Linked DNA regions of Homo sapiens: region 2 is linked to region 1. Evidence: chromatin contacts called from ENCODE Hi-C or POLR2A ChIA-PET data. All regions are on one chromosome and are shown on one strand. Each heading gives the region's core, a stretch centred on a gene start or an enhancer-like site at or near the end of the contact. The rest is flanking DNA. Distances are from core to core; before and after follow the strand shown. Region 1 overlaps COMMD1 (copper metabolism domain containing 1). Region 2 has its middle 51 kb from the start of B3GNT2.

Region 1 (4,993 bases), core at 1,292-3,791:
AGAAGGTTTTGGTGGTCTGGACAAAAGATCAAACCAGCCACCACATTCCCATAAGCCAAAACCTAATCGAGGGCAAGGCCCTAACTTTCTTTAATTATATGTAGGTTGAGAGAGGTGAGAAAGTTTACAGAAGAAAAGTTTGAAGCAAGGTTGGTTCATGAGGTTTAAAGAAAGAAGTTGTCTCCATTAACACAAAAGCACAAGATGAAGCAGCAAGTGCTGACGTATGAGCTGCAGCAAGTTATCCAGAAAATCTAGCTATTTGATGAACGTGGTTACACTAAACAAAAGGTTTTCAATATAGATGAAATAGCCATATATCGGAAAAAGATACCATCTAGGACTTTATTTTTTGTTTGTGAGTTCTCATAAAATAGGACTTTCACAGCTAGAGAGAAGTCAATGCCTAGCTTCAAAGGACAGGCTGACTCTCTTGTTAGGGGCTAACGCAGCTGGTGACTTGAAGTTGAAGCCAATGCTCATTTACCATTCAGAAAACTCTAGGGCCCTTAAGAATGATGTTAAATCTACTCTGCCCGTGCTCTATAAATGGAACAACAAAGCCTAAACAGCATATCTGTTTACAGCATGGCCTGCTGAATTTAAAATACTCAGCTGAATTTAAAATATTCACAGTGCGCTTAATATTTTACGTAAAACTACTGCTCAGAAAAAAGATTCCTTTCAGAATATTACTACTCACTAACAATGCACGTAGTCACTCAAGAGCTCTGATGGAGACGTACAAGGAGATGTTATTTTCATGACTGCTAACACAGCATTCATTCTGCAGACCACGGATCAAGAAGTAATTTTGACCGTAAAGTCTTTTTTTTTTTTAAGAAATACATTTTGTGACCAGGCATAGTGGCTCAAGCCTATAATCTCAGCACTTGGGAGGCCGAGGTGGGCAGATTGCTTGAGCCTGGGAGTTCAAGACCATTCTGGGCAACATGGCAAGACCACGTTTTTACAAAAAATACAAAAAAACTAGCCAAGCGGGGTAGTACGCATCTGTGGTCCCAGCTACTTAGAAGGCTGAGGTGGGAGGATCACTGTGAACACAGGGGGTCAAGGCTGCATAAGCCAAGATGGCACCATTGCACTCCTGCCTGGGTGACACAGCAAGACCCTGTCTAAAAAGAAAAAAAAAAAAAAAGAAAGAAATACATTTTGTAAGGCTATAGCTGCCATAGACAGTGATTACTCTAATGGATCCAGGCAGAATAAACTGAAAACCTTCAGGAAAGGATTCACCATTCTAAGTGCCATTAAGAACATTCACGATTCATAGAAGAATGTCAAAATATCCACATTAAAGGGAGTTTGGAAGAAGTTGATTCCATCCCTCATGGATGACTTCGAGGAGTCCAAGATTTCAGTGGAGGAAGTAACTGCATATGTGGTGAAAACAGCAAGAGAACAAGAATTAGAAGTGAAATCTGAAGATGTGATTGAATTGCTGCAATCTTATGATCAAACTTGAATGGATAAGAAGTTACTCCTTATGGAGGAGTAAACAAAGTGGTTTCTTGGTATCTAGTCCTAGTAAAGATGTTGTGAACATTGTTGAAGTGACAACAAAGGACTTAGAACATTACAGAAACTTAGTTGATAAAGCAGCAGCAGGGTTGGAGAGAACTGACTCCAATTTGGAAAGAGGTTCTACTGTGGGTAAAATGCTATCAAACAGCATCACATGCTACAGAGAAATCTTTCATGAAAGGGAGAGTCCACGGATGCAACAATCTCATTGTTGTGTTATTTAAGAAATTGCCACAGCCACCCCAACTTTCAGCAATCACCACTCTGATCAGTAAGCAGCCACTGACATCAAGGCAATTCAAATCCCACTTCTGACACACACACACACACACACACACACACACACACACACACACATTTAGAAAACAAAAACAAGACATCAAGGCAAGACCCTCCACCAGCAAAAAGAATATGACTAGATGAAGGCTCAGGTAATCATTAGCATTTTTTAGCAATAAAGTTTTTAGGTTTTTTTTGGGAGATGGGGTCTCTGTTACTCAGGCTGGAGTGCAGGAGCACAACCATAGCTCACTGCAGCCTCAAACTCCTGGGCTCAAGTAATCCTCTGACTTCAGCCTCTTGAATAGTAATAAAGTATCCCTTAATTAAAGTATGTATACTGCTTTTAAAGACACAGTGTTCTTACACACTTAATATAGTGTAGTATGATATGGTATGGTATAGTATAAACACAACTTTAATGCACTAGGAAACAAAAAAATTCATGTGACTCGCTTAATTGCATTATTCACTTTATTGTGGCCACCTGGAACCAAACCCAAGGTATTTCCGAGGTATGTCTGTATTACTGCACTTGACCCTCATAATCAATTTTCAAAGGCAATGAGGTAGATGATAGTATTATAGTGCTCTTCACTCTCAACTTACAGAAAAGGAAACTGAAGCTTCAAGCAGTCAACTGATTTTTCTGAAAGCACCATGAGATAAGTGCAGGGCCAAAGCCTCAACAGTTAAGCCAGGTTTCCCTCTGATTAGCTGTCACAAGTGACTACACAGAGAAGTAGACTCGGTATCACTACCACTGAAAAAAATGTAAACTGGTACATTCTGTCAACAATGATACAGAGATGCCAGTCCCTAATGAGTAGCTACAATGCTTCAGTTGCTGGCCTTCAGAGATCCTGAGACATCAAACAATGATTTGAAGAGTATTACCACAAATTTTTTACTTAAAGTTTAGATGACTGAGTGAGGAATATGTAAGTGTTCTCAGAACTTAGAAGGCCAACTAGCTCAGTTTAACAGTGAATAGAAAAACTGAGAGATAAGATTGAGAAGGCAGTCTGGAGCCAGATTAAAGTACATCAAGTTTAGACATTGTTATATATACGTAATGAGGGGCCACTAAAGGCTAGGTAACTGGGAAATCATGATGCAACGTGTGGTTTAGAACGCTGAATCTGGCCAGTGTGGTGTCACACGCCTGCAGTCCCAGCTACTCCAGAGGCTGAGGCAGGAGTATTGTTCAAGCCCTGGAGGTTGACAATGACCAGCCTGGAAAACACAGCAAAACCCTGTCTCTCTTTTAAAAATGTTTTTAATGAAAAAAAAATTTTAAGCTGAATCTGATAACAGTAAGTAGTTGGACTGAAGTGAAAAATTTTCAGAGGGCTAGGGCAATGGAGCCTAGGAGAGGACAGCAGCAGTTAATAACTTAGTCCCCAGGGTAAGCCTCCCCTTGCCTCTTCTTTGCTATGCCCCTATCTGCTAGTGGCCATGGGGACTGGCATAAGCTCCAAACCAGACAGATCACAATATCCTCCTTTCTCTGGGCGCACTGACTGGTCCCAATTTAGGGCAGGAGAAATGATCTTGTCTTTTTGGGTCATAGTATAAGAAGGACATGAGGCTGGAGTTACAGACAGCATTTTCTTGGACCTTTTGGCAAAAGCATGTCTGCAAGAAAATAGAATGAAGTGAGAGTGGATTTTAATGGGGTGATATCCCTGTTTTATAGTTCCCAAGACCCTAGTTCCTGCAGGCCTTCCTGCAATTCTATAATGCTATCTCAGCATCCTTCCTACAGACAACCCAAAATTCCATCAACTATTCAATTTAAGCTGTATTCCTATCATTTGGAACCAAGAGTCTTGACTAAAAGAGGGTGGTGGCAGTGGGAACAGAAGAATGTAAAGGTAACAACACCAAGTAGAACACAGGCAGAGCAAGTGAGACTGGAGCTGAAAGAAAAACAAGCTGTCTTTCATTTCTTCATTAATATAAAAAATTATATGGTAAATATTACAACTTTCTGGTACATTAAAGATATTTCACATTACAATTCAATAAACATTTACTGAATATCTGCCTATTTACCAGATAGCAGGACCCCAAACCTCTGGCTATGCCAATCAATACAAATACAGGCTGGGCGTGGTGGCTCACACCTGTAATCCAGCACTTTGGGAGGCTGAGGTGGGCAGGTCATCTGAGGTCAGGAGTTCATGACCAGACTGACCAACATGGAGAAATCCCATCTCCACTAACAATACAAAAATTAGCCGGGGGTGGTGGCAGGTGCCTGTAATCCCACCTACTCGAGAGGCCGATGCAGGAGAATCGCTTGAACCCGGGAGGCGAAGGTTGCAGTGAGCCAAGATTGCGCCACTGCACTTCAGCCTGGGTGACAGAGCGAGACTCCGCCAAGAAAGAAAGAAAGAAGGAAAGAAGGAAGGAAGGAAGGAAGGAATTATTTTGTATAATATACTATAATTAAGTCAAATTATTTCCACTGACACCTTGCTTCACAATATTATGTCACAACTCAGGTAATTTGTATCATTCTTCTTCTCAAATAATATCAAGAGATATCCATTCTGATATAATTTCATCTGTGACAAAAGTTATTTTGGTTGGGTTCCAGTCAATAATATCTTGAACTAGGGTCAATTCATCCAAATTTAGAACAATCAAAAATTAAATGAGAAATTGATTTTGGTTTAGGTTCAAAGTCATCAATTTTCACTTAAGAAATATTTGAATAGCTACCATAAAACAGATACTGTTCACAGCACACTACTTCCATCTACTGGCAGCCTAGGCTGACAGCCTGGTACTCATCCTTTATTCTTCTCTCTCTTCCACATCTTGAATCAGTGGTTTTCAACACTGGCTGCACATTAGAATCCTGAAGTACAATTTTAAAATATCAGCGCCCAGCTATTATCCCAGAAATTCTGATTTCCAGGAATTATGGAGTAAAGCCTAGGCACTGGTATTGTTAAAAAGCTTCCAAAGTGATTCTGGCAGGCAACAAAGTGTTAAAAACAAATGCCTCTGGCAGTAAAATGAGTTCGAAAAGAAAAAGAAAAACAAATGCCTGTAACTTTCAGTTGTCAAGTTCTACTGATTGTTACATCTGAAATAATTCTCTAATAATATGTCCCCTCTGATCTGTCCCTACTAGCTGGTAGAAGCCCTCACTATC
Region 2 (4,993 bases), core at 768-3,267, 150 kb before region 1:
CTAGGTGAGTCAGTGTGTGAGATGTCAGTGAATGTGAAGGCCTAGGACATTACTGTACCCTACTGTAGACTTTACACTATACACTTATGCTACACTAAATTAAAAAATTTTTCTTCAATAAATTTAACCTTAGTTCACTGTAATTAACTTTTTGGCTCTCTTTTAATAACACTTATCTGAAAACACAAACACACTGTACAGCTGTATAAAAATATTTTCTTTATAGTCTCATTCTGTAAGCTTTTTTCCTATTAAAATTTTTAAAAATTTATTTACTTTTTAATTTTTTCTTGTCAAAAACCAGGACACAAATACACATTAGCCTAGGTGTACACAGGGTCGGGATCATCAATATCACTGTCTTCCACCTCTACATCTTGTCCCACTGGACGGTCTCCAGGGGCAATACGCGCATAGAGCTGTCATCTCCTATGATAACACTGCCTTCTTCTGGAATCCCTCCTGAAGGACCTGCCTGAGGTTGTTTTACAGTTAACTTTTTTTTTTTTTAGAAACTGATGTTTATTTTCCATCAACCATTTTTCCATGTTGCTTAAGAGCCTATGCAAGAACAGCTTAAGACCAGTCAGTGGTTGCTCCTACCCATTCAGTGGCCTGAGCAGTGGGAGCTGCAGACCAGTCTTCCGTGGCAGGCTGAGCGCTCCCGTCTTCAGTAGGGAATAGGCACAGAGGGCACCTGTACACCTTCAGACCAGTCTGCAACCTCAGGCTGAGTAACAGTGAACTCAGGAGCTGGAGCAGTCCATTCACCCTGAAATTCCTCCTTGGTCACTGCCTTTTCAGCAGCAGCCTGCTCTTCTCTTTCAATCTCTTCAGGATCTCTGTAGAAGTACAGATCAGGCATGACCTCCCATGGGTGTTCACAGGAAATGGTGCCACGCATGCGCAGAACTTCCCGAGCCAGCATCCACCACATCAAACCCACTGAGTGAGCTCCCTTGTTGTTGCATGGGATGGCAATGTCCACATAGTGCAGAGGAGAATCTGTGTTACACAGCGCAATGGTAGGTAGGTTAACATAAGATGCCTCCATGAGAGGCTGGTGGTCAGCCCTGGGGTCAGTAACCACAAGAAGCCGTGGCTCCCGGAAGGCTGCCTGGATCTGGTTAGCGAAGGTTCCAGGAGTGAAGCGGCCAGCAATTGGAGTGGCTCCAGTGGCAGCAGCAAACTTTAGCACGGCCCTCTGGCCAGTATTCCTGGAGGATATAACACTGACATCAGCAGGGTTTTCAATGGCAACAATAGCACGAGCTGCCAGCAGAAGCTTCTCCCAGGTCCTCTTCAGATTTATGATATAGATGCCATCACTTTTCCTTTTATAGATGTACTGTTCCATCTGGAAGTCAAGATTGGTGCCACCTAAGTGAGTTCCTGCTGCAAGGAACTTAAGGACATCCTCCTCCTTCATTTGCAGGACATCAAGGGCTCCGGACATTGTGAAAGTTTCCCTTTAAGTTACGATGGGAATCCAGAACAACGCCGTATGGACCCCTCTGCAGGTAGCGTGGAAAGGACTTTTTTTTTTTTTTAATAAGTAGAGAGTATACTTAAAAGATAAAAAGCACAGTATAGTAAGTACATAAACCAGTAACACACTTATTATCAAGTATTATGTATTGCACATAATTGTGTTATATTTTTATATGACTGGCAGTGCAGTAGTTTATTTATACCAGCATCACCACAAACACATAAATAATGTGCTATGACACTAGTGATGGGAATTTTTCAGCTCCATTATAATCTTATGGGACCATTGTCACACATGTCATCTGTCATTGACTGAAACATCGTTACGCGGAGCATGACTGTAGATATTCTCATACACTGCTTGTGAAAGTATACATTGGTTGGGCTACTTTAGAGGGCTATTTGCCAATATTTATATGCATTCTGAGTTTGAGAGATTCTGAGAACTATGCTGGAGCCACTTCATACCAGCTAACAGAGCTGATTGTGCATTCATGTCTCATTAGTAGTTTGAAATCGGCCATGGTGGAAGAATTCACACCATGGAAATTGGCAAATGCTACAAATCAGCCCCACTTCCTCTTTTTGGAAGACTGGTTGTTAAACATTTATTAGTACTCTAAAGTCTATTTGACAGTGTCTACAATAAAAAAAAGAAAGAAAGAAAGAAAAAGCACATAACCCATGATACAGTATTCCTGTTTTCTAAGATATATTTGTACATGTAAACAGGGATGCATGTTCAAGGATGTTCACAGCAGCATTATTTGCAATGGAAAATTGAAGACAACCTAAAAACCCACTCATTGATAGTGTAAACCAAAAAGCATCTGAGACAGGTCTCAATTGATTAAGACGTTTACTTTGCCAAGGTTAAGGACCGTGGCCCATGCTGCAGCCTCAGGAGGTCCTGAGAACATGTGCCCAAGATGGTGGGATTGCGGCTTGGTTTTAGGGAGACAGAAGTTATGGGCAAAGACATAAATCAATACATGGAAGGTATACATTGGTTTTGGCCTGGAATAGGGGGACATCTCAAAGTGGGAGTTGGGGGCTGTTTCTAGGTCACAGGTGGATTGAGAGATTTCCTGACTGGCAGTTGGTTCAAAGAGTTAAGCTCTGAGTGAAGAGTTGAAGTCAGCTTGAGTTATGGTAAGGGGGGAATGTTTTGGAAGCCAAGGTTTTTGTCATGTAGGTGAAACCTCCAAAGAACAAGCTTCAGAGATAATAGATGTGACAGTCTCTTATCTGACCTAAAAGGTGTCAAACTCTGTGGAAAAACCTAGTAGAGGAAGGAGATTCTCTAAAAAAATGCAAATTTCCCCCACAAGGGACAGCTTTGCAGGGCCATTCAAAGTATGTCGAAGAAATATATTTTGGGGTAAAATATTCTGATCTCCTTCCGGGCCTGCTGTCTGTCATGAGATGTTACATCAGAGTCAGGTTGGAATTTGATCTTATTGCTACAAAGAGTCTGTTTTGTCGGTCTTAAAATCTCTGTTTTAATGTTAATGCTGGTCAGTTGGGTCTAAACTCCAAAAAGAGAAGGGTATATAATGAGACCTTCCCCCTCTCTTCCTGTCATGGCCTGAACTTCTAACCACCCCTCTTCCTGTCATGGCCTGAACTTTTTCAGGTTTTTTTTGGGATCCCCTTGGCTGAGGGGGTACATTCAGTTGGTTGGGGAGATTAGAATTTTGTTTTTGGTTTATAATAGGAAACTCAAAAACAAAAACCTCCAGCCTATTCTAAATGGAACACTATGCAGCAGTTAAAATTAATAAACTAAATTTATATAAACTGTTGGGAGAAAAAACTTCTCTACCAATTTAGGTCCAATTGGTCGGTGGCCTGTGAATCAACTGACAATACACAGATTAACAGGAGAAAAACGTACTACATATGCGAAGGTACCCTAAAGAGAGTAGCTCCCAGAATAGCTGGGGGGGAAAAAATCACACAGCCATAAAAGAGAATAAAATCGTATCCTTTGCAGCGACATGGATGCAGCTGGAGGCCATTATCCTAAGCAAATTAATGCAAGAACAGAAAACCAAATACCACATGTTACAAGTGGGAGCTAAACTGTGGATTCTTATAGACATAAAGACGGCAATAATAGCTACTAGGGACTACTGGGGTTGAAAGACTAACTACTGGGTACTATGTTCACTACCCGGGTGACAGAATCATTCATATGCCAAATGTCAGCATCACACAATATACCTAAAGTATCAAACATGCACATGGACCCCTAAATCTATGAACACAATTAATGGCTAAACTTCTAGGTGCAAAACTAGGGATGGCATTTGGGCTGTAAAGAATGGCACAGGCTGTGGTTACCCCAGTAACCACTTTCTTCCAGGACTCACTCAAGGCAATAGGGACTTGCTTGGTCTTGCCCCTTCTGTTATGGTTCCAGGGGTGGTTGCCCAAAGGTGATGCAAGTTGATTCTCCCAGGGATGGGTCCCCAGTGAGAGCTCTCAAGCTATTCAGGGACCTTCAGAGCCAAATTCCCCTAGCATTTTGTTCAACTCTTCCCCATGTGTACAGGGACAAGGAAGGGTTTTGCATTATCCTTTCCCATTTGTTGAAATTACATCTATAAGAACTGATGAAGAGAAGGGTCAGTTTTTTCCACCTGTCTCAGGGAACTGGGTGGGCCTGATAACTCTCCCACTACATGCTCCTGGCCCCAGATTATCTGGTTACTTATTTTTAAACTTCCTGATATTAGGGGAAAAGATTTTTCCCTAAATTCCCTATAAGTGATATTTGAAGCGGTGGTACGCCACCCAGCAAATGGCTGTATCCAGTTTTAATGGTTCATAAAGTAACTTATGAAGTGACTTGTTTTCTTTCAATTCAAAGGAAGTCTGGGGAAAGGCACCATTCATTCATTCAAGATGGGGTCTCAATATGTTGCCCAGGATGGTCTTGAACTCCTGGGCTCAAGGATCCTCCTGCCTCAGCCTCCTGAGTAGCTAGGATTACAAATGTGGCAGTTTGAAAGGCACTTTCTTGGTCTATGTGGTCCGCCTGTACCCAGATGATTTGGAGCCTCACCTTTAGTCCCACCCTGGCCAGCCAAACCAGGGTCAGCCTGGGGCTCCAGGAAAAAATGAAATGTTACATGGCCTTACTTGCCTTTTTCTGCTATTCATAGGCTGATATTGGTTGATAGTAAATATAAACCCACTGGGCAAGTTCATTTTTGCACAGAGTGACAACCGTCACTGAACTCTGTTTTAAGGGAGGGATTTTGGTGGGTTTTTTTTTTTGAGACAAGGTCACCCAGGCTGGAGTGCAGTGGCATGATCTCGGCTCACTGCAGCCTTGACCTCCTGGGCTCGATTGATCTTCCCACCTCAGCTCCCCAAGTAGCTGGGACTACAGGCGTGCACCATCACGCCTCGCTAATTTTTTGTAGAGACAGGATTTTGCCATGTTGTCCAGACTGGTCTTGAACTCCTGAGCTCAAACAATTCACCCACTTCA

What was found. Hi-C counts contacts between places; a loop is a spot of excess contacts on that map. ChIA-PET counts read pairs that join two places held with the same protein, here RNA polymerase II (POLR2A). Pooled maps may share reads with other maps.
Region 2: a loop to region 1 is called in a pooled map, with 7 times the contacts of the local background. The contact joins two enhancer-like sites. A Hi-C loop is called at or near these places in 1 of 168 maps with a recorded cell type or tissue (GM12878), 33 of 37 single-sample maps with no recorded cell type and 7 of 50 pooled maps. POLR2A ChIA-PET finds 5 or more read pairs at or near these places in 2 of 52 experiments (GM12878 and OCI-LY7).

Annotation. Positions count from the first base shown.
Region 1 is chr2:61,993,224-61,998,216 of GRCh38, reverse strand. All of the region lies in intron 1 of COMMD1 (copper metabolism domain containing 1), which reads right to left. Among named protein-coding and RNA genes, the nearest start is that of COMMD1, 90 kb to the right of the region's middle. Within about 2 kb of position 2,541, at least 2 of the 41 ENCODE cell types and tissues checked have a DNase peak (open chromatin) inside an H3K27ac peak, as active enhancers do; they include GM12878 and OCI-LY7, where a contact is called at or near this core.
Region 2 is chr2:62,142,840-62,147,832 of GRCh38, reverse strand. It overlaps the pseudogene RPSAP26. Among named protein-coding and RNA genes, the nearest start is that of B3GNT2, 51 kb to the left of the region's middle. Within about 2 kb of position 2,017, at least 3 of the 41 ENCODE cell types and tissues checked have a DNase peak (open chromatin) inside an H3K27ac peak, as active enhancers do; they include GM12878 and OCI-LY7, where a contact is called at or near this core.